Regions from separate parts of the Mus musculus genome. Here region 1 is linked to region 2. A link is a loop called in an ENCODE intact Hi-C map of the cell type or tissue named here. Cell type or tissue: heart. All regions are shown on one strand. Links, peaks and the distances in the headings refer to the core of each region. The heading gives the core; the rest is flanking DNA. Region 1 holds the start of Gm38920 (a long non-coding RNA gene). Region 2 has its middle 19 kb from the start of Abcc9.

What was found. A loop is a pair of places that touch in the nucleus more often than their neighbours do. Peaks named below come from ENCODE experiments on the same cell type or tissue, not always from the same donor. Only the 100,000 strongest peaks of a DNase experiment are listed, where the experiment ranks them.
Region 1: a loop joins it to region 2, with 2.4 times the contacts of the local background. A loop is called at or near these places in 3 of 42 quality-filtered maps.

The regions. Positions count from the first base shown.
Region 1 is chr6:142,539,724-142,549,858 of GRCm38, forward strand. Gm38920 (a long non-coding RNA gene) reads right to left here and starts at 4,995. Exons shown (of 3, transcript XR_869569.1): 1 at 4,932-4,995; 2 at 4,077-4,238; 3 at 2,829-2,987. In heart, for the core only: no CTCF peak of the experiment used is centred there; a DNase peak (open chromatin) is centred at 5,578; H3K4me3 peaks cover 434 bases.
Region 2 is chr6:142,715,866-142,726,000 of GRCm38, forward strand. No RefSeq gene overlaps it. Among named protein-coding and RNA genes, the nearest start is that of Abcc9, 19 kb to the left of the region's middle. In heart, for the core only: CTCF peaks have their summits at 2,594 and 5,002; no DNase peak of the experiment used is centred there; H3K27ac peaks cover 380 bases.

The sequences.
Region 1 (10,135 bases), core at 1,021-9,020, 180 kb before region 2:
CATTTAAGAGGTTACAGCTAACAAGCAACCTGCCTGGCATGGACTAACTAGTCAGTGTCTACTCCTTTCATAAAGTCATTGCATGCGCAGGGTGTGGTATTCCTGCAATCCCAGCCCAGGAGAAGCTGAGGCAGAAGGACTGCCATGGGTTTGAAACAATGAAGTCATTGACACATGCCTGCATCAACGCTGAGTTGACTCTTGCCTTGTGTGAGGGTTGTCATTAGTATCTTCAGAGAAGGAAAGAAGACAATGGGCTGTATAGTTTTCCCCTTTGGCCCTGTGAATCCTCTTTTAGGGTTGTTGAGATAACACCCATTCTCTGCCCACACTGAGTGTTAGTATGCCTTCAGTAAGTTGTTGTCATTATCCGTCATCACTAGTCACTGGAGTTGGGGTCGTCTGTGGGCTTACCAGTCAGTGATATTCCTAGAAGAATTAAAAACAATGTGTAAAAATACAAGCGTTGCTTATACTACATGATTTTGACAGCTTTCCTCATACTGTTTATGTGGGATTTGAAAGGTTACAAGGACACATTTCATTTCCTCTGATAAAGGCAGGAAGTTGACAAAAGGGACCAGATGGCTTTTTCCTTGGGTCCCTTGTTACTGGAGACAAGAATGTCATTAGGACAGGAATCTACCCAGGAAATGCTCCTCTTTTTGCTCTTTTTATACCAGGATGACCCCATTGTGTCTTATAATTTGCTGACTGTGAATCTGCTGCAGGTGAGTCACGGGGAACCAGCAGCCTTCCATGGCGACAAGCGAATAGCAACAGGTTACGACTGCCATGCCTCAGTGGGAGAAACAGGCCTTCCAAAAATATCTTTAATAGGACAGCCTTTCTTCCGGCCCTTCTACTCCAATTTATCTGACCACTGTACAATAAACATATATAAATCCAATTTGAAAATTTTCAAGTCTTGTAAATGGGCCAGAAAATTTCAGGCCAGCTAACAATAACTGTGCTGAGCCATCTCTTGGCACCCTTCTCTAATACTTAACATCTTTCTCTGGGCAGTAAATGAAACAAGGGTCACAGGATTTAAATAGCTGATGTGGGTTTGCTCTTTGACACAATGGACTTGAACAGCAGTAAGCTGCTGTATAAGATGACTGAACGTCTTTTATTTCCAGAACTACGTGCCATATCCCAATGCTACTGTAATCATGGGAGATAAAAACGCTTTCATCATCAGAAACTGATAGCGCTACATCGTGAAGGCCTCATTCTGTGATGTTTATAAAGGGCTATTTAGAAGTTGGCAGTCGCTGCGGATGGGGCTTTAAAGGACGAGTAACATGGGTTTCACTTGAGCGTCTAGGTTCTTGTAGACTTGACCAAAGCTGAGGTCATTGGGAAAAGAAAAGTTCAACTGAGAAAGTTAGTGCCTAGTTTGTGCCTCCATCAGATTGGCCTGTAGGGAGGAAGTCTGTGGAGTCATTATCTTGATGAATGATTGCATGACAGTGTGGGTGATGCCATCCCTTGAAGGTGGCTCTTGTTGTATAGAAAAGTAGGCAGAGCAGAGCACAAGAATCAAGCCGGCAACTGGCTCCCTCCCTGCCTTCTCCTCTTGCTCCTGCTTTGAGTTCCTGCCCTGACTCCTCAGTACCCTGGGCTGCGATCAGGACCTGTACAACAATAAAGCCTGTCTTCCTTAAGTCCCTTTTGGTCACTGTTTTATCCCAGTAAACAAAGTAGGAAGCCATTTTCATTACAGTGTATAAACCTTTTGAACCTTGTATTAGACATTCATGTGGGAAAGAGAAATTTAAGCTGTTTTCATTGGTTTGCATGTATGCTGTCTGTATGTGTTCATGTGTGCATATAGTGAGTCTGAGTGTGTGTGTGTTTGTGTGTGCACACATGTGTGTATAGGAGCCAGAGATAGCACCAGGCATTTTTCTCAAACATTTGCTAACTTACTTTTTGAGAAAGGGTCTCTAATAGAATCTGGAATTGTCTGCATCTTTTGGATAGGATGGACAGTGAGCTCCAAAGATGAGTTTGTCTCTCCTCCTACCTCCAGCACCTCCTTGTTAGGATTGGGCCTAACTAGTCCCAATTGACCAAAAAGGGAGGCTGTTTTGATCCATTGTGTATGTGACAGGTTGAGTCTTTAGGATTCTGTCTAACGATGGAGATCAACATGCGGCATGTTAGACAGTAGGAGAGCACAGTTAGTGGAGGGAAAATTGTGCCCAGTCTTGTCCTAGTTTGTTTCCTATCAACTCCCCTTTATACCTCCCTCCCTCCCTCCCTCCCTCCCTCCCTCCCTCCCTCCCTCCCTCCCTCCCTCCCTCCCTCTCCCCCTTCCTCTCTCCTCCAGCCCTTTCTTCAGTAATGACACCAGGATACAACACTGCAGTCTTGGAAGGGACTGTGGATGGCTTATGTAGATGCTTTGATGTCCTGAGAAAGATTGGCAAGGGGCGGGGCTGGAATGCCCTACCCAGGGCAGAGAGGTAGCAGTGCCTTGGCCTGGGAGAGAGGTCTTCAGTTTTGAGGCTGCTTCCATTACTGTGTCTCTAGGGTGCTGAGGATCGTGTGTGTTACCCACCCTCCCAGCTGTGGTACACACCTACAAAGAGATATTACAAACTCAAGCACACAATATTTCACTATAACCCTGAACCATCATCCCACGGCCTCCACTTTGGCTGCCAGACAGAACCAGTGAATGAGGTTTTTTCCCAAAAATATAAGTTTCAGAGTACATTCTGAAAGTTCCAAAAGATGTTTTATTGCCCCCAAAGAACAGTTGAAAATGTAAACATGCTAAGCAGAAGTAATAAATCAAGGTTATTAACCCCCCAGGAAGGACGTCATGAAGTCTGTGAAGAACACCACACGGAATGTGTGTGACATGTACATTGTTGATCCTTCGAAATTCTTCACTCACCGAGGCTTTGTGGAGGGATCCTGGCACGTTGAGAGCCTTTTATGGATGGACACAGATCTGTTCAGAGTCCTCCTTCCTGGCTAGCACATGAGATCAGGATGGAGGACATTTTAGACCTTCCCAAATGTAAAAGATTAAACCTTAGTAAAAATAGCATATTTGTATAAAAATATCATGCACTGCAAACATTTCATTTGATGAATATTTTAAGGACGTGTTAAGGTTTCCAATACTCTCTTGAGTATTTTTGTATCTGACAAAGCCAGTGTATTTTAACATAAAACAGACGGGACATTCTGGGGAAGAGATTCTCCAGCTGTTCACGTGAGTGAGGACCGAGTGCAGAAGATCTGCCAAGAGTCACCTAGGGCCTCGTACATGCTAGCAAACATCTACCCTGAGCCACATCCCCATTCCTTAGAGCAGATTATTTGGTTCACGCCTGTTATGGTTTTAGTAGGAATTATGACCCATAGGCTCATGTTTGGATGCTTGGTAACCAGCTGGTGGTATTGCTTTGGAAGGTTGTGGAACCTTAGAAACTGGAGCCTTGCTGAAGGAAATGGACCAAGGGCGGGGGGAGGAGCTTGAGGCCTTCTAGCCCCATCTACTTCCTGTCTATTGTCTGCTTTCTGACCATGGACATAAAGTGGCCAGCTTTGTCACACTGTTGCCGCATGCCTTCCCCACCATCATGGATTGTACCTCTGTGACCTGTGTCCTCAATAAGACCATCCTCTTGAGTTGTTTCTTCTTGGATATTTGGCCACAGCAATAAGAAAAGTAACAAATACGTTTTCTCTCAAGGACTGAATGGGCAACAGGCTAAGATGGTAGGGTGCAGGGAAAGACTGCACAGGGAGGGAACATAGCTTCCTTCCTCTTCGTGCAGGGGAAAATAAAATAGGAGCACATACACCTTCACCTCCCACTGGACAAGTCGGAGGACAGAGAACTGGAGGGAGATGAGGGTAGGGCAGAGCAGCAAGGGTGCATGCGCAGTACTAGAGAAGCCAGGACCCCGAAAAGATTGTACCTATTGATCATGCCCTTTGTTAATTGATTAGATCCTTATTGAGTATGTGTCTCTGGGAACAGAATGATCTATAGCAGAATGATCTATAGCAGTAAGTATCTGGCACAGGGTAGAAGACTGACCACATACAAGCAAGTGAAGTTCTCATCTAAGTGGAAGTTAAATTCCAAATGCATGACACGGCTGTTGGAAGAAGGCTTCAAACAGCTGCATCTGAGGAGATATTTTCCCTGCAAACATTTGTTAAAGATAACAGGAAATCCACTTCCAGGAAGAATGGCAGAACGGATCCTGTGAGCACAGGAGAAAAAAAAAACAGTTATCAGGATATTTTATCAAGACCAGAGAGCAAGGAGTAAAGCCAATAAAACGTCCAGTTACAGAAGATGCCATGGCCTCCTGAGGCTAGGCAGGTCTGTGTGTCTGCTCATAGGATCAACAATGCCTCTGAGCAAAGGCACCGACTGGGATGGAAGCATAGAAGGGAAAAGTGTTCTCCACAGACCTGGGCTGTGTCCAGGGTCCTTGAGAACACATGTGCACAGAGATTCCATGCAATCCAGAGACCAGAGAGACTCTTCCCGGCTCTGTGTATGTCACGTCTCCTTTCTCCGTGCCAACTTGTCCTCAGAACTCAACTCTTTACCAGTCTCTTTCTTGGGTACTCACCCTGTCAATTTGTGATTGTGTGGTTGTGATTGTGTGGTTGTGATTGTGTGGTTGTGATTGTGTGGTTGTGATTGTGTGATTGTGTAGATAAAAGCAGACAAGGCTTAGGAAGCAGGGCTGTTTGTGGGCACACTCATCCATGTGTGGAGGTCACGACTAGCTGTTGGGTGCCTCCCTCCATTGCTCTTCATCTTATTTTTGGGGTCTCTCACTGAACCCACTTTGCCCATATTGGCTGTCTAGTGAGCCCACGGGATCTATCTCCTCCCCACAGAGCTGTGCTTACAAACGTCTGCTACCATGCCTGCTTTTTACCTGGATGCTGAAAATCCAAATCCATGTCTTCATGCAAGCAGGGATCCCCACGGAACCATCTCTCCACCCCACCCCACCTCCTCTTTCAGAAACTTCTATATATTAAAATTACAATCATGTAATTTCTTAAAGCCCCCAAAGAACAGTGTAAAATGAAAACATGCTGAAACATAAGTAATAAATCAAGGATTTATTAACCCCCCAGGAAAGACGTCACAAAGTCTGTGAATACCACATGGAATGTGTTTAGCGTGTTCCTTGTTGACCCTCTGAGATTCTTGAAGAGCATCCCCCAGTGATCTAAGTTCCTCACAGCGGGTCCCACCTCCTGGAGGTTCCAGGACCTTCCAGTACATCCTGGGGACAATGTCTTTAGCAGGGAGGTCTTGGGGGGACAACTAAGGTCTCAATGATAACACCACCCTTGGATTAAATACGCAACTAGCCCACCTGGGCTTGGTCACTGAGCCCTGCCCCAGTCAAGACAAAGGACTAATGTCTCCCAGAGGGCTTCAGGAGCAGCCCGCGAAGACGGACAGGCAGGGCGGCAAAGCGAGCACAGCGCCTCACATCCGGAAAATTATTAGACTTGTATACTCTAGCAAATTCTTTCCAGTCCACTTTTAGCCTGGCACTGCTCACACCACTGACTTTCAGGCTTGAGCAGGGACATGAGCCAATGAAAACGAACTGTAACTCATGGACGCAGGGATAAGAGCTCTTTGGGGGCGGAGCCAATGAAAAGGAACTGTAATTCCTGGATGGAGGGATGGGAGCTCTCTGGGGGGCGCACCGCTGTGATGCACACGTGGTGAGTGCCTGGGAATTGGTTTCACATGCATTTTGCCTGTGTGAAATACAGACGGTGAGGTTTTAGGTAGCAGAACACAGCTTTCTCTCACTTCCTGGTTCATTCACCGAATGGTTGATAGAATGATTTTTATGACTTTTGCTTGGCGTGTTAGAAAAATATACTAGGGGAATCACAACCATCACTAAATTTCTTAATTTGGCAGAATATTTCTAAATTCAAGCTCAGGGTAGGCTTCTAATATCAAGGCTCATGACTAACCATACAATTTGCGTATAACTATTGAACTATTCTGCAATTGTGGAGTGCATAGACATCTATTTTAAAAGTTATCTCATTTAGCCTAGGTGTTTCTTCTCTTTTCTTTTTATTCTTCCATACCTGGTGGTGACTTCCAAATGCTCACTTAGTAAACAAATCAAGTTTGTTGGATTAAAATCAAAGTCCCGCGTTAACTTTTCCACACGTCTGCATGTGCACTGTGTGGGTCACTGTACTTGAAAACTGGGCTCTCCTTGTCATTGACATTAAACTTGTGAAGAAAAGAATGTGATTTGTAGGTTATAGTCGATATGATGTCAGAACCTGCGTTTGCTCCGGAAGTAGCTCCAGTTGAAACCTCATACACTTAGATTGGAAGTACAACCCCAGAAAGAAAGAGAAAGTACAGTTTGGGGGTTCACTCGGTTAATTGGTTCTGAAAACAAAGGTTCTCGTTCATTTTGTAAATTTACCTTTCTACTTTAACACAGAACGCTGGATTTGAACATCAAAAGACAGCAAGAAAGTTGATCACTCAAACCATGATGAGGACAGTAAGTTCGTCTGACTGCAGTGTCCTCTGTGGATCTTGATCAATATTTATAGGTGAAAATAACCCGTGTTAGATCAGGGAAAAGTTTATCGATACTTTCAAGTTTTCTGCATTCCTAAGATTCTGAATTACAAATTTTCTATAATTATCTAATTGTGGTACTTAAAAGTCAGATGTTTTTTAAAAGATTTTTTTTTTTAGCTAAGTCATAGCACTTAGCCAAAACTTTCATGTTGTTTATCTTTATGTGCATATAAATGTATAATAATGGAGCTGGAGAGATAGCTTAATGGTTAAGAATACTGGCTGCTCTTCCAGAGGACCTGGGTTCAGTTCCCAGCAACCACATGGTAGTTGACAGTTCCAGAGGGGCTAACACCCTCTTTTGGCTGCCTTGGGCACTGTACACATGGTCTGCAGAGACATATATGCAGGAACAAAGACCCACGCACAGAATAAACAGATGGTCCTCCCCTGCCACCAGTCATTGGGGATTGTTGGAGGTAAGTCACTGGTTTGACTTGGTGATTTCCTTTTCACATATTTTCTCAGTTGCCTAAGCAAACAGTCTACTTGGTACCAGTAATTCCAACTTATTCCAGCAACTCCTTAAGATTGATACATTTTATATTTAAAGACTGTCAAAGCTAGCAAAGAGTATATAATAACTCATATGGTGAGGATTTATTATGCGTTAACTAATTGCATGTTTTAACCTAATGATTTCTATATTATTATAGAGAGACTTTTAGAGAATGTTTAGAGTTAATAAATGAGGAGATTTAGAATTATGATTAAAACACCATACAATGTCAAAGCATGTTACGACAGATGATCTGACGATAGTCCTGTGACTTGTTCATCAAAGTATCCATACATTTTATGCATTTATTTCTTTAGGTTAGTTTTTGTAGGTGTTTGTTTTGTGTTAGCTGTTGGTTAAGTGTTTTGTTCATTTTTGAGACAATGTCTCATGCGGCCAAGATTGGCCTCCAAATTTTTATTATATCTGAAACTGTCTCTGAATGCTTCATCCTCCTGCCTCTGCCTTCTGAATATTAGGATTACAAACGAGCACATGCTGCTCTGCAGACATTACATTTTAAAGGGTGTTGTTTATTTTTATTTTATGGGCATGTGTGTTTTGACTGCATGCATGTGCATACACCATGCCCATGCCTGCTGCCCAGGGAGGACAGACGAGGGTGTCAGATCTCTAGAATTGGGGTTATAGATGGTTGTGGTGCTGAGAAATGACCCTGGGTCCTTTGCTAGTGTCACCTGCACTCTTAATCACTGAGCCCCTCAGATATGTTTTTAGTATAGTATTCTATTGCCATCGTTACCTGCCCACAATCATATGCTTTCATCGTAACACCATCGTCTCTATCAAAGCTACCTAATCTGCTTCACCATGGCGGTGTTAGATCTTGTCATTTACTCCAATATACTGAGTAGTTATGCTTTTTTAAAAAAAAACATTTACTTATTTTCATTTTATGCATGTGTGTCTGTGTACCATCTGTGTGCTGTGGTGGAGGCCAAGGAGGGCATCAGATCTCCTGGAACAGGAGTTGCAGATGGTTGTGAGCCACCATGTGAGTAGTGAGAACTGAAACCAGGTCCTCTAGAAGAGGAGCCAGTACTCTTAACAACTGATAAATCTCTCTAGCCTAAAAACCATCTAGGTTTTCTATTTTAAAGTATTTAAAATGTGGGTGGGAGTACATGTGCAAGTCAGAGGATAACCTATAGAAGCCAGTTTTCTCCTTCTACCATATGGGTCCCAGGGATCACACTCAGGCTATTTGGCCTGATAGCAAATGTCTTTACCACTGAACCATCTCCCTGGAGCCCAAGAACTATTATCTTAAAACACCTTTTTTGATAACTCTAGCGTCTGTGGATCTGTTTCTGCTATCTGTTGTTTGGCTGAGTTGTTCCCATCATTCTGTCTTCTGATGTGTCTACGAAGGGCACACATTTTCTATGTAGGACCCTGTGTTACAAACTGCCTGCTTATGTCTTTGCAAGTTTTATTTCCTGAAATTAGAACCCTCAGTGGCGGGCATATAGTGTTACTAGATTGGGCCAATGACACTTGATGAGGTCCAAAGAATCTTACAAGCTTACACCCAGGGTTCAAACAATCCCCGAGTTTCTCTTTACACTATTGGGCTTGTCATCTCTGTCACCTTATGTGAACAGTATACATATTTGTGAAATGCCTCACAGAAACAACCTAAGGAAAGGATGACTCATTTTGGTTTATAATGCCAGAGGTATCACTCTACATTCCTGTCTCCAGTGCTCATGGCTCCATTAGGAAACAATGACAGTGAGACTTGAAGTTGAAGAGACAGAGGTTGAGCAAGACTGTAACTTCAAAGGCATGTCTGTAGTGACATACTCTTCAGAGTAAATGCAACCTCCTAAAGTTTCCAGAACCTTCCAAACACTGCCACTAGCTCGGAACTAAGCATTCAAACAAGAGTCAAGGGATTATTTTCTATCAATGTATAACATTCAACCTCTGGACTCCAAAGGTAGGTTCTTGACCATCTCATAATTTAAAATGTGTTTAATCAATCCATAAGGGTCTTAAAGTCTCTCTGAAACATCCAACCTATGGCCTGCAGGTCATAAGCATTTTAGAATAAACTGCGAATGAAGTTAACACATTTGCAGAAGACAACACCATGTCACAGGACCAAAGGTCCTACTAGATAAACTACTAGATAGTTCCAGTATTTGTGTGTGTGTGTGTGTGTGTGTGTGTGAGAGAGAGAGAGAGAGAGAGAGAGAGAGAGAGAGAGAGAGAGAGAGAGAGAGAGAGAGAGAGGTCCAAGGTCTTCTGCAAAACAAATTCTTAGTTGAAGACTACTGAAAATAAAAAAAGAAAATTACAGACTTCCCCTATATAATGGTACAGAATCTGATCAAAATCTACCAGGGTAATCATTAAATCCTGCAGGTTCATGTTCAGCATATGGACAAATGGTGCTATGATGTAAGCTGCAGAGGGCTTGGGCAGCCATGCCCTAGTGACATACTGGTTGCAGTAACAACTCCTGTCTCTGGGATGGCTGGGCTTTCCACCTGTTGGTTTCTTTAGTAGACGTGCTCCACTTCATCCTCATGGCTGCACACAGCACTCGCTTGGGAGCTCCCACAGGGAATCTCACTCTGCCACACATGGCCTTCCTGCATCTTTCCTGTTATCTAGCTGCAGAGACTGAGCTATACCTCCAGTCTCCGGCACTTTACATTATTCAGCACCTTTTAGACAGAGCCTCACCATGTAGCTCAGGTTAGCCTGAAACTATGCACTGGGGCAGGCTTCTAACTCCTGATCCTCCTCCTCAGCCTGCCACGTACTTGGGTTATAGACATGTACTACATCACCTGGATTCTTGGCTTCTTCCATGTAATCGATTCTTCAGAAATCAAGCTTGATTTAGCTTCAAATTTATGTGAACCTGTTAGACCAAACTAAACTTTTTCATGTCTTCCTGTTGTTTGCTCCCGCTTCTCTCTTATGCCATTAAAAACAGATCACAACAACCATGCAACTGCCCG
Region 2 (10,135 bases), core at 731-8,730:
AGGCAACTCTTACAAAGGACACCATTTCATTGGGGCTGGCTGACAGGTTCAGAGGTTCAGTCCATTATATGCATTTTAGGGAGGATGGCAGTGTCTAGGCAGGCACACGTGGCTAAGCTGAGAGTTCTATCTTGTTCAGAAGGCAAACAGGAGAAGACTGGCTCCCACGTGGCTAGAAGGAGGGTCTCATTGCTCACTCCTGCAGTGACACATCTTCTTCCAATAAGGCCACACCTACCCCAACAAAGCCACACCTACCCTAACAAGGCCACACCTACTCCAACAAGGCCACACCTCCTAATAGTGCCACTCCTTGGGCCAACTACCACAACAGAAGTACTGGCTGGTTTTGAGTCAATCAGAGAGAAAGGAGCCTCAGTTGAGGAAATGCCTCCATGAGATCCAGCTGTCAGGCATTTTTTTCAATTAGTGATCATTGTGGGAGGGCTGAGCCCTTTGTGGGCATTGCCATCCCTGAGTTAATTGTCCTGGGATCTACAAGAAAGCAGACTGAGCAAGCCATGAGGAGCATGCCAGTAAGCAGCACCCTTCCACGGCCTCTGCATCAGCTCCTCCCTCCAGGTTCCTGCCTTGCTTGAGTTCCTGTCCTGACTTCCTCCAGTGATGGAGAATGATCTAGAAGTGTAAGCCTAATAAGCTCCTTCCGCCCCAACTAGGTTTTTGGTCCTGGTGTTTTGTTGAAGCAACAGAAACCCTAACAAAGACGACAGGAGTCCAGGAAGACATAGAGAAGCGTAGGTAAGGCTCAAGAAATCAAGTGAGGTGAAAATCATGGGCATGAAGCAGCAGACTAAGGAATTTACTTTTTCCTTATAAAGTCGATCAAAAATTATGAAAGACTGAAAAAAATTGAAAACTCATAAAATTGGGGTGGGGGAGGCCGTCTAAGCTGTGTTTGAGGTAGATGATGCTAATGGCAACCTGAAGGCTGGTCAATGGAGAAGAGACTGGCTTATGTGTGGATGCCTACTAGCTACAAGACCTGTGCTTGGCTTGCAGAGAGCAGAAGGGCAAGAACTCAGAGAGAGAGAGAGGAGATGCCTGACAATAGACCCAAAAAAAATGCTAACTGGTGTGAAATAGTAAGGAAGGGGGGGGAGCATCTAGGGACTTAAGCCATTGTTCTATGGCAAGGTTCTAACTACAGGGAGGTTCTTGAAGCCCTTGAGAATGTTAACAATAACAGACTAATGACTGAAGGATGCATGAGAAAGTGAAGGTTTTCTCACTAAGGAAAGAAATTATAGAAAAATAGATTTTGAGATTCAAGGAACAATGTGAACAAGACCAACAAAAATGGTCGAGCTGAGCTGGAGAGGTGGGTCAGTGGTTAGAGGCACTTGCTGCTCTTCCAGAGGACCTGGGTTTGAGTCCCAGCAGCCACATCTTGGCTCACTCCCATCTGTAGTTCTCTCTCTTCAGGGAACAATAGTTAATTCAGTAAAAAACAAATGATGACTCTGAGGGGGTTCTATAGAATTAAATGGACTTGACACGTTTGGGCACAGATCCAAGACTATTTGGTGTTATAAACAGCAGTGTTTTAACTGTACACACAACGTTTCCTGTTCTGATAGGAACAGATTAATGTTTAATTAGTAGACTAATTACAAAAAAAAAATATTTCATTTCTCTTTCCCGTGCCACTTCTCACATTAAGACCATGTTTGTTTAAACTGTATCTGTTACAATATTTGGTTTGAAAATTGTCTCTGAGTTGCTGGCTTGAATTTCATAAAAGATTGTTAAATGAATTTTGGCTTGGGATTATGACAGAATATCCTACAATTTCTGAAATGGCCCAAAACACGTCTTGGCTGTTTTATAGTACATACTATGCAAAGAAGTGTTCTCAGCATAGACGATTATAAAATCAAGGTATCGATCAACTCTTAAAAATATTGAAGATGTCCTATGTTCTGTGGTATCAGATGTTCAGCCCAAGATTTAGCACTTTATGTGACAATAAATAAGTACATCCACGTCACTAGTAAATTCACTTTCATCTCTAATACATGGTAGAATGGTGTGTATACCACGTTTATCTATAAGGAAATAACATGAATATCTCATCTCTCCCCAGTGTCTTCTATTATCCTTTGAGCCAGAGTTTGCCACATTCCACTCCCTATCTTCTTATGGCTCCCTGGTTTCTTTCTCTCCCTGGAGCCTCCTCTTTTTCGGGACCTTGGCACTTGCTGTCTCTTTGCCTGGAAAACACTACCGTTACATTCCAATCTGCTCTGTGTTTGTACAAAAAGTGTCTGTTGAGGATCAGTTTAATTCTTTGCCCTTTCTTAAGCCCCGAGAGACAGTGATGGATCAGAATAGACCAGAAAAATAATACTGCTCTAATGAGCTTTGCGCTTGTGTAGCCGCGGTCACTGAGCGAGGCCCTCTCTGCACTGATGGGTGTTGTTGTGCCTTCTGCTTTATCTCCTACTACTCAGTTTCTTCCCACTGTTGTGTCTGTCTTGTCTGTCTTACCCATCTGTTACCCCAAAGGAAGAGATGTCTCGGGGATCTGTGTGTTCAGGGGATATTTGTCAAAAGAGTAAAAGGAGTGAATGAGATTTGTGAAAGTGCCCCAGAGGTGGAAGTATGTAATTACACTCTAGATACAATGTAGGACGTTCCCTGCAGCAGTGTGTGTGTGTGTGTGTGTGTGTGTGTGTGTGGTATGTGGTATGGTGTGTGTATGTGTGGTGTTTGTATGTGGTGTGTGTGTGCACGTGTGTGTGTGTGTTTGGTGTTTATGTGTGTGGTGTGTATGTATTGTATGTGTGGTGTGTGTATGTGATGTGTGTGTGCATGTGTGTGTGTGTGTGTGTGTGTGTGTGATGTGTGTGGTGTATTTGGTGTGTGTGTGTATTGTGTGTGTGTGTGTGTGTGGTGTGTGTGTGTGTGTGTGTATTGTGTGTGTGTGGTGTGTGTGTGTGTGTGTGTGTGTGTGTGTGTGATGTGTGTGGTGTATTTGGTGTGTGTGTATTGTGTGTGTGTGTGTGTGTGGTGTGTGTGTGTGTGTGTGTGTGATGTAAAGGCAAGAGAGAAGATGCTGCAGAAGGGCAGAGGTTATCATCAGGTCTGGTAGGAACAAGATATAAAGAGCAAAAGTGCAGAACAAACATTCAACCCTACAAACAGACCGCACATCGAACAGCTGTGTCCATCTAAGACGCAAAGTCCCAATGTCTTGTTGAGATTTGGTTTACAGAGCAGCCTTATTCCATCAGAAAACAAAGACCCTCTGGTTATACTTACTTATTTTTAAATTTTATTGTTTTATGTGTATGAGTATTTTCCTAACTATATGTATGTGTACCATGCATGTACCAGGTGCCTAAGGAGGTCGAAAGGAAGTGTTGGATCCCCTGGTTTTATAGTTACAGAATGTTGTGAGCTCCAAGCGGGTGCTGGGAACAGAACCTGGGTCCTAGCAAGAGTAACAAGTGTTCTTAACTAAGGAGCTACCACTCTGGCTCCTATAATTGCTTATTTTTATAGCATGGTTTTAATGGACATAATATCTTAAAGGCTGCATGGTCTGGAGTGTAGCTCCGTTAGTATAGAGATTGCCTCGAATGCATGAAGCCCTGGGTTCAATTCTCAGCACCACATAAACTACACATTGCACACACCTGTAATCCCAGGACCCAGTACCTAGAACCTTGTCTCTGAAACCTACATAATACCCAAGGTTGTTAAGGACATTTTCTGCTTTACCTAAGCCTGAAAACAGATGTTCAGCCATTAAAACACTCAACGTTAAAATTCAGTTATGTACGAAATAAGCGCGTGTTTCCTTGTAGCTGGTATCAAGCTCACTTGTAATGGAGTACTCACGTAGGTCTCCACGTAAGCTTTCATTATGCCACCTGTCAGCATAGCTGACATGAACTGAGTACTCCTCACACTCAAGATGTATTCTACTCATAATTCTCAATGACTCTTGCTTCAGGACACGTAGTCACTCAGAGTCACATGGTTAGAAAGCATGTGGTGTTTGGCTCACAACCTGTATCCTCCTATTTTTTTTTAGATCTATTTTATTCATATTTGTGTGTGTGTGTGTGTGTGAGTGTGTGTGTGTGTGTGTGTGTGTGTGTGTGTGTGTGTGTGTGTGTGTGTGTGTGTGTGTGTGTGTGTGACACAATACCCATGGAGGCTAGAAGAGGGTGTCATCTCCCTGGAACAGGAGTTATAAGAAGCTGTGAGCTTCCTGATTTGGGAGCTGGGAACTGAACCCTCTGTAAGAACATCAAGCTCTCTTCCTCACCTCTCTCCCCACAGCTGTTCACATTAGCTCACACTACCTATGTTCTTCTGCGCTCCTCACCAAGCCTTGTCACCTAGCCTGTGGAAACACACTGCCTAGCTTTAAGTCATCACTGTGTTGCTTCTATGATGCTTCTTGTCACATTGACACTCGGCCACTGATGACATCCTCTGATCTGGACCCTACACTTGGAATTCATGGTCAGAGGCAAGGTTAGGATCATAGTTGAATGTTTTTATAGGAGTGAGAGAGAATTCCATTTTCCATCAAGTATCAGTGAGATATCAGTGTCTCCTCCGGTGTCGGTGGGAACCCCTAGGGGTGATGTGGGATTTTCTTCCTGGTGTTGTCCATGGTCAAACTATTGTTTGCTCACTCTGCCTTCTTCTGACTGTTTAGCAGCTCGCAGCAGGAAGCCTTAAGTGTGATGCACTCTGATTTCCTGCATTCTGCTTAAATCGGGGACTCCACTGTAGACCTTGATATTTTTTTTTTCTTGAAAAGGCCTTTGGCTCTCCAGAAGGATCCCCAGCTTTCTCTATCTAACCTCACAGCGGGGCTGCCTCACTAGCAGACCCAAGCCTCTCACTGGCTGTTTCACACCCGGCCTTCCGACCACTCTCTCTGTCCTTTTGTAGCGTTCAACCTTGGTGACAACCTTGAAGCTCACATGTTCATAGCTCTTTGCTCTACTTGATGCTCCCTCTAGTGCTGACTTGAGAGACGTTCACTACTTGATTAGTTTAGCTGGTTAAACTGATAGAGGAGTTTGTAAGGATCACAACATTTACATACTGCGTGTGTGTTAGTTACTTATCCCATTGCTGTGATCAAAACCATGGCAAGAAGCAACTTAGGGGAGAAAGGGTCTATCTGGGCCCATGGTTTGAGGGTCCTGTCTGTGCCAGCCAAGCCTTCCCACCTCCTCACATTTGGGTGACCCAGAAACAGAAGAAAAAGGTGTGTTTGTACCAGTCCTCAACTCACTTGCTCCTTTGTGCCTCCTTAGTCAGTTCAGGACTCCAGACCATGAGACAATGCAGCACAATCAAGGTGTGTCTTCTCTCCTCAGACGACCACCTCAGTGATGCCCTCACAGACTCATTCACGTGTGTGCCTCTCTGGGACTCTAGGCATTTCAACCCAGTCGCGGTCTCAACCAGAATTAACCATTACAAAAAAGTTTCACAAACACACAGACATCTCACAATGAAAACCTTCCCCCATTTTTTTAATTGTTTGACCATTTCATATACATATATAATGAATATTAGATGTTTTCAGCCCAAATATCCACTCACAGCCCACTCCCTCTCACAGTGCCACCCTTTTTAGACAGCACCCTGCTGAGAGTTCATGCTCACACAGATGTATCCTTCCTGGAGCAAGGACGGGTTGCCAGTGCCCATGCTGCCAAGGAAAATGGCATCCTTCCCCAGCACTCATGACAAAATAGAGTGGCAAAGGACATTTTACAGATCCCAAGATTATCAAATGTACAATGTGTCTCTCATGGTCCTGCCCAAAGTTCTGTAAACATTTGTGTCACAAATAACATTATTTTGCTAGCCATCAAATGAAATCATGCATTTTGTTTCTTTTAACGTTTTCCGAAGCGCTAGAAACATAGTTCAGAGACATAGAAAGAACCAAGTTGGCAACTCCTAATTTAGCAGTGACTGACGTATGTTGTGTCCTTGGGCTTTCTGGTTTTCCTCACTGTTATGAGTGGTACTTCTGAGTTTCTGGCAACCCCGTGGTTCCTGGCATTGGTGAGGGCTGTTTGCCAAGTGAAGTCTCTTAGTGACAGCTCGCCTGAATTATTTCCTCAATGATTTGCTGTTGACTCCAGACGTGTCTTTGCTGTTCACGTTTCCTCTGTCTATATCCCCAAGTCCATGCAGCCCCATCCCAGAGTGAACATCACTTGATTCTGATTCCCTGGTCACTGGGAGGATCCTCTCTATAACCTTCCCTTGAGATCTGGGCCAGGACTCTTCACTACAGTAATACGAATAGAAAGGGACCTAAATTTAGGCATAAGAAGTCATGTACTAGTCAATGTAAGATGCCTACATCTTTTTTAAAAAGTCTGTAGGTGGTTTGGTCTTATTATTAGGGCTGTAGGGGGTTTGTTTTGTTTGTTTGCTTGCTTGCCTGATTGCTGGACAGGGTCTCATTTTTAGCACTGACTAGCCTAGAACTCACTAAGTAGACCATGCTAGCCTGGAACTCGTAGAGATCCACCTGCCTCTGCCTATTGAGTACTAGGGTTAAAGGCATGAGCCACATGCCCACCAAATCTTTTCGTATTATAAAACAATCTGCAAAACGTAAAGTTTGACAAGATCACTTTAGCTGGAGGAAATAATGTAGATATTCACCTGTGTCCTAGAAGGCCTTGTCAAAAATCCCTAGCGGTAGAGTGGCCTAGAACATTTGTGTATGGGCACATGTTTTCAATAGTTGAGGAAACATGGGTCTAATTTGAACATCCCAATGAGTCAGAGGAGTTTATATGACCATATTGGTTTCTATAGGGCAACTCAAGGAACAGTTGATTCTGGATCACAGAGAACACAGTCCATCATGATGGGAAAGGCGTGGAGGCAGGAGCATGAGGCAGTTGGTCACAATGTATCCCAAGTCAGGAAGCAGCGAGATGAACTGTGGCTATTTGAATATGCTTGGCCCAGGAAGTGCCACTATTAGAAGGTGTGGCCTTGTTGGAGGAGGTGTGGCCTCGTTGGAGGAGGTGTGGCCTCGTTGGGGGAGGTGTGGCCTTGTTGGGGGAGGTGTGGCCTTGTTGGAGGAGGTGTGGTCTTGTTGGAGGAGGTGTGGCCTTGTTAGAGGAAGTGTAGCCTTGTTGCAGGAAGTGTGTCCCTGTAGGGGTGGATTTTGAGACCCTTCTCCTAACTGCGTAAGGACACCCTGCTCCTGGCTTCCTTTGAAAGTTCTATAAATCTATAGAACTCTCAGCTCCTCCAGCACCATGCCTACCTGAATGCTGTCATACTTCCTGCTATGATGATAATGGACTGGACCTCAGAACCTGTAATCTAGCCCCAATCAAATGTTGTCCTCTATAAGAGTTGCCTTGGTCATGGCGTCTGTTCATCGCAGTAAAACCCTAACTAAGCTGCGGATGCTTGTGCTCCCTTTCCCGTTAACTCAGGCTGGGACTCCGGTCTGATGGATGAGACGGGGCTCCAGACTGAGGGACGAGGTTCCCCCATTCAGGATGGGTCTCCCCTTCCGAACAGTTAAAGCTTTCCAGAAACATTCCTGCAGACAGTTGAAGAGGTGTGTTGTCATGTTGATTCTAAAAATCAATCAAACTAACAATGCATGTTAATCAACAAGAGTGTTTAAGAATGACCACCTAAGGTTCACAATCCATTTTCAGAAAAGATTCAGTTTGGGCTGTTATTTTATAAACACTATGAAGCTGAGACATGCCCCTCTCTTCCTTTCCATGCTTTTCCTAATTTCTCAATTTCTTGTTGGATTTGTCTGATTAATATCATTTTCTTTGAATCTACAAAGCTAAAACAGTCTGTACAGACATACAGAGCTGACTTGGTGAATCGGGGCAGGAATTAGGCGAGAAGCTGGCCAAGGGAACTGAAACAGAGGCCTGGGGGACAGTGCTCACTGGCTTGCTCTCCATTGCTTGTTTGTCTGTTTTCTTCAACCACCACATCTGCTTGCTCAGGGACCTGGCTGCCCACAGCTGAGCCCTCCTGCATCAATGACCAACCAAGATGATGCCCCACGGACTTGCCTACAGGACAATATAATGGGGACACTCTCTCAGCTGAGGTTCCCTCTTCCCAGATGCCCCTACATTGAATTGGATTGATTTAAAAATAATAATAATAACCAGGACAATTATTTTTAGATTTTTGGAGCTACTGCTATCAGTGTAGTCTTTGATGTGAAGAGGATAAAAAAAAAAAAAAAAACATAAGACCAGATTTGCATACAAGGAGTGCCAGACCCTGCCTTTTGGGTTAGTGATCTATAAAGAAGAATTAAGTGGGGTGATCCTATGAGTTAAATAAAATAGATGTTAGAAATATTGTAGTGAGACACAAAGAAGGAGGCTATTCCTAAATGTTTGCACTTTAGGAGTGTTTATTTCAATTTTAATGGTCCTATTAATTAATTCCAGAGAATTTTCCATTACTACTGCACCATCTCATAAATCACAAGGTTTTAAACTGGGCACTTTGGTCTACACTCACAGTCACTTGGGAGGTGGAGGCAGGAAAGTCAGAAGTTCACAATCATCTTTGGCTACATAGTGAGTTGGAGATCGGCCTGGGATATATGAGACTGTTTCTAAAACAACGGAAAAAAGATAACATCTCAGAGGAGGTACGGTGTAGCATAACCCAAATGTCCCTGCTCAAATAATCCTGGCGGCAGTGCACGTTCCTTGCTACCCACCCCAGTGTCCTGGGTTTCCGAATGAAACACACACACACACACACACACACACACAGACACACTCACCCTTACATTTTAATATGCCTTGAAGAGCTCAGTGGCTGGGCCACTTCCTAACCTCCACGTGGCTGATGTTCTTTCTGATAGTACCAATTCATCACTTACTAAATGCTATATTCCATCTTGGCTGCCCCAGAGCCAGACCTACAGCCTCCTGGGTCCTGATCCCTGGCTCTTCCACGTTGGCTGTCTCTCTCTCCTGTACTTCTCGGGCGTGGCAGCCACTCCTTTCCCAGCTTGGTGGCTATCCCTTCCTAATCCCTTGGTCCCTTGCTCAGGAATCCTAAAAGTCCTGCTCCCATCACCCTGCCTGGCAACCTTATTTACCAATCAAAACCAACGAGAATCAGGGACCCTTGACGTCTTATATTCGAATTCTCATGCAATTTTGGGGACCCAATTAACATAATACAAGCATTAGACCAAACCCACAAAAGTATGGTCCCATCTGTGAGAATAAAATAGTCAGTATTATGAACATGTGACCTTAACAGTTTGTCTTTTTTCTGTGCCCATGAGAAAGAATCTTTGCCCACTCTTTGTTTAATTCTCTGCCTCAGATCGTGGCCTGTCCTTAAAATGCTGCTGCTGGTTTCCAGTGGCTTCTAGATCTTGAAAGTGCTTGCCTTTTAAGAGAAGGAAAGAGTGTTGATGTAACTCTGGGTTCCCTGGTCTATAAAGGACACTGAGACAGATGCTGAGCTCACAGTACCTCAGAGAGTGTGGTCCAAGCTGAGGGCCATACAGTCAGTTATGTGAATCATACAGACAGATCTCTGCACTGCCCCATCCACCTGCTGAAAAGTCCACCATCTACATTTGTGTTTCAAACTGCAGGAAGGAGACAAGAGCTGGGGCAGAGCAGCCAATGGGTGCGCACCAGCTGTTCTTCAAGGAAAGTTTCCAGAACTCACACATTTCCACTTCTTTTCATTGGCAGTGCTGGATGTGGTCAAGCAGAAATAGGGACCACTGAGCCAACAATCAGAGAACTCTGTAGGGCTCTGACCTTTTGAATGGATCGGTCCCTCCATATTCGTGGTTTAGTGGGCTTCAGGTGGGTGGCAGAAACTTTTGGTAAAAGTAGGTTAATGGAGCAAGATCTAGAAGAGGGGATGATGGTGTATGCCGAAAGGTACCTTGAAATTCGCAGGTGAGTGACAGGAACGTACCGTGGAATAGACCAAGCAATGGTCACCTCTCTCTTCCCTATAGAACATGAGCAGTGAGTTCCCCTCCAGTGAGCCCTAGGATAATATGCAAAGATTGTCACTCCTGACTCAGGGACAGCATGGGTTTAGAGCTGGCATCTAACTCCTCCTTCCA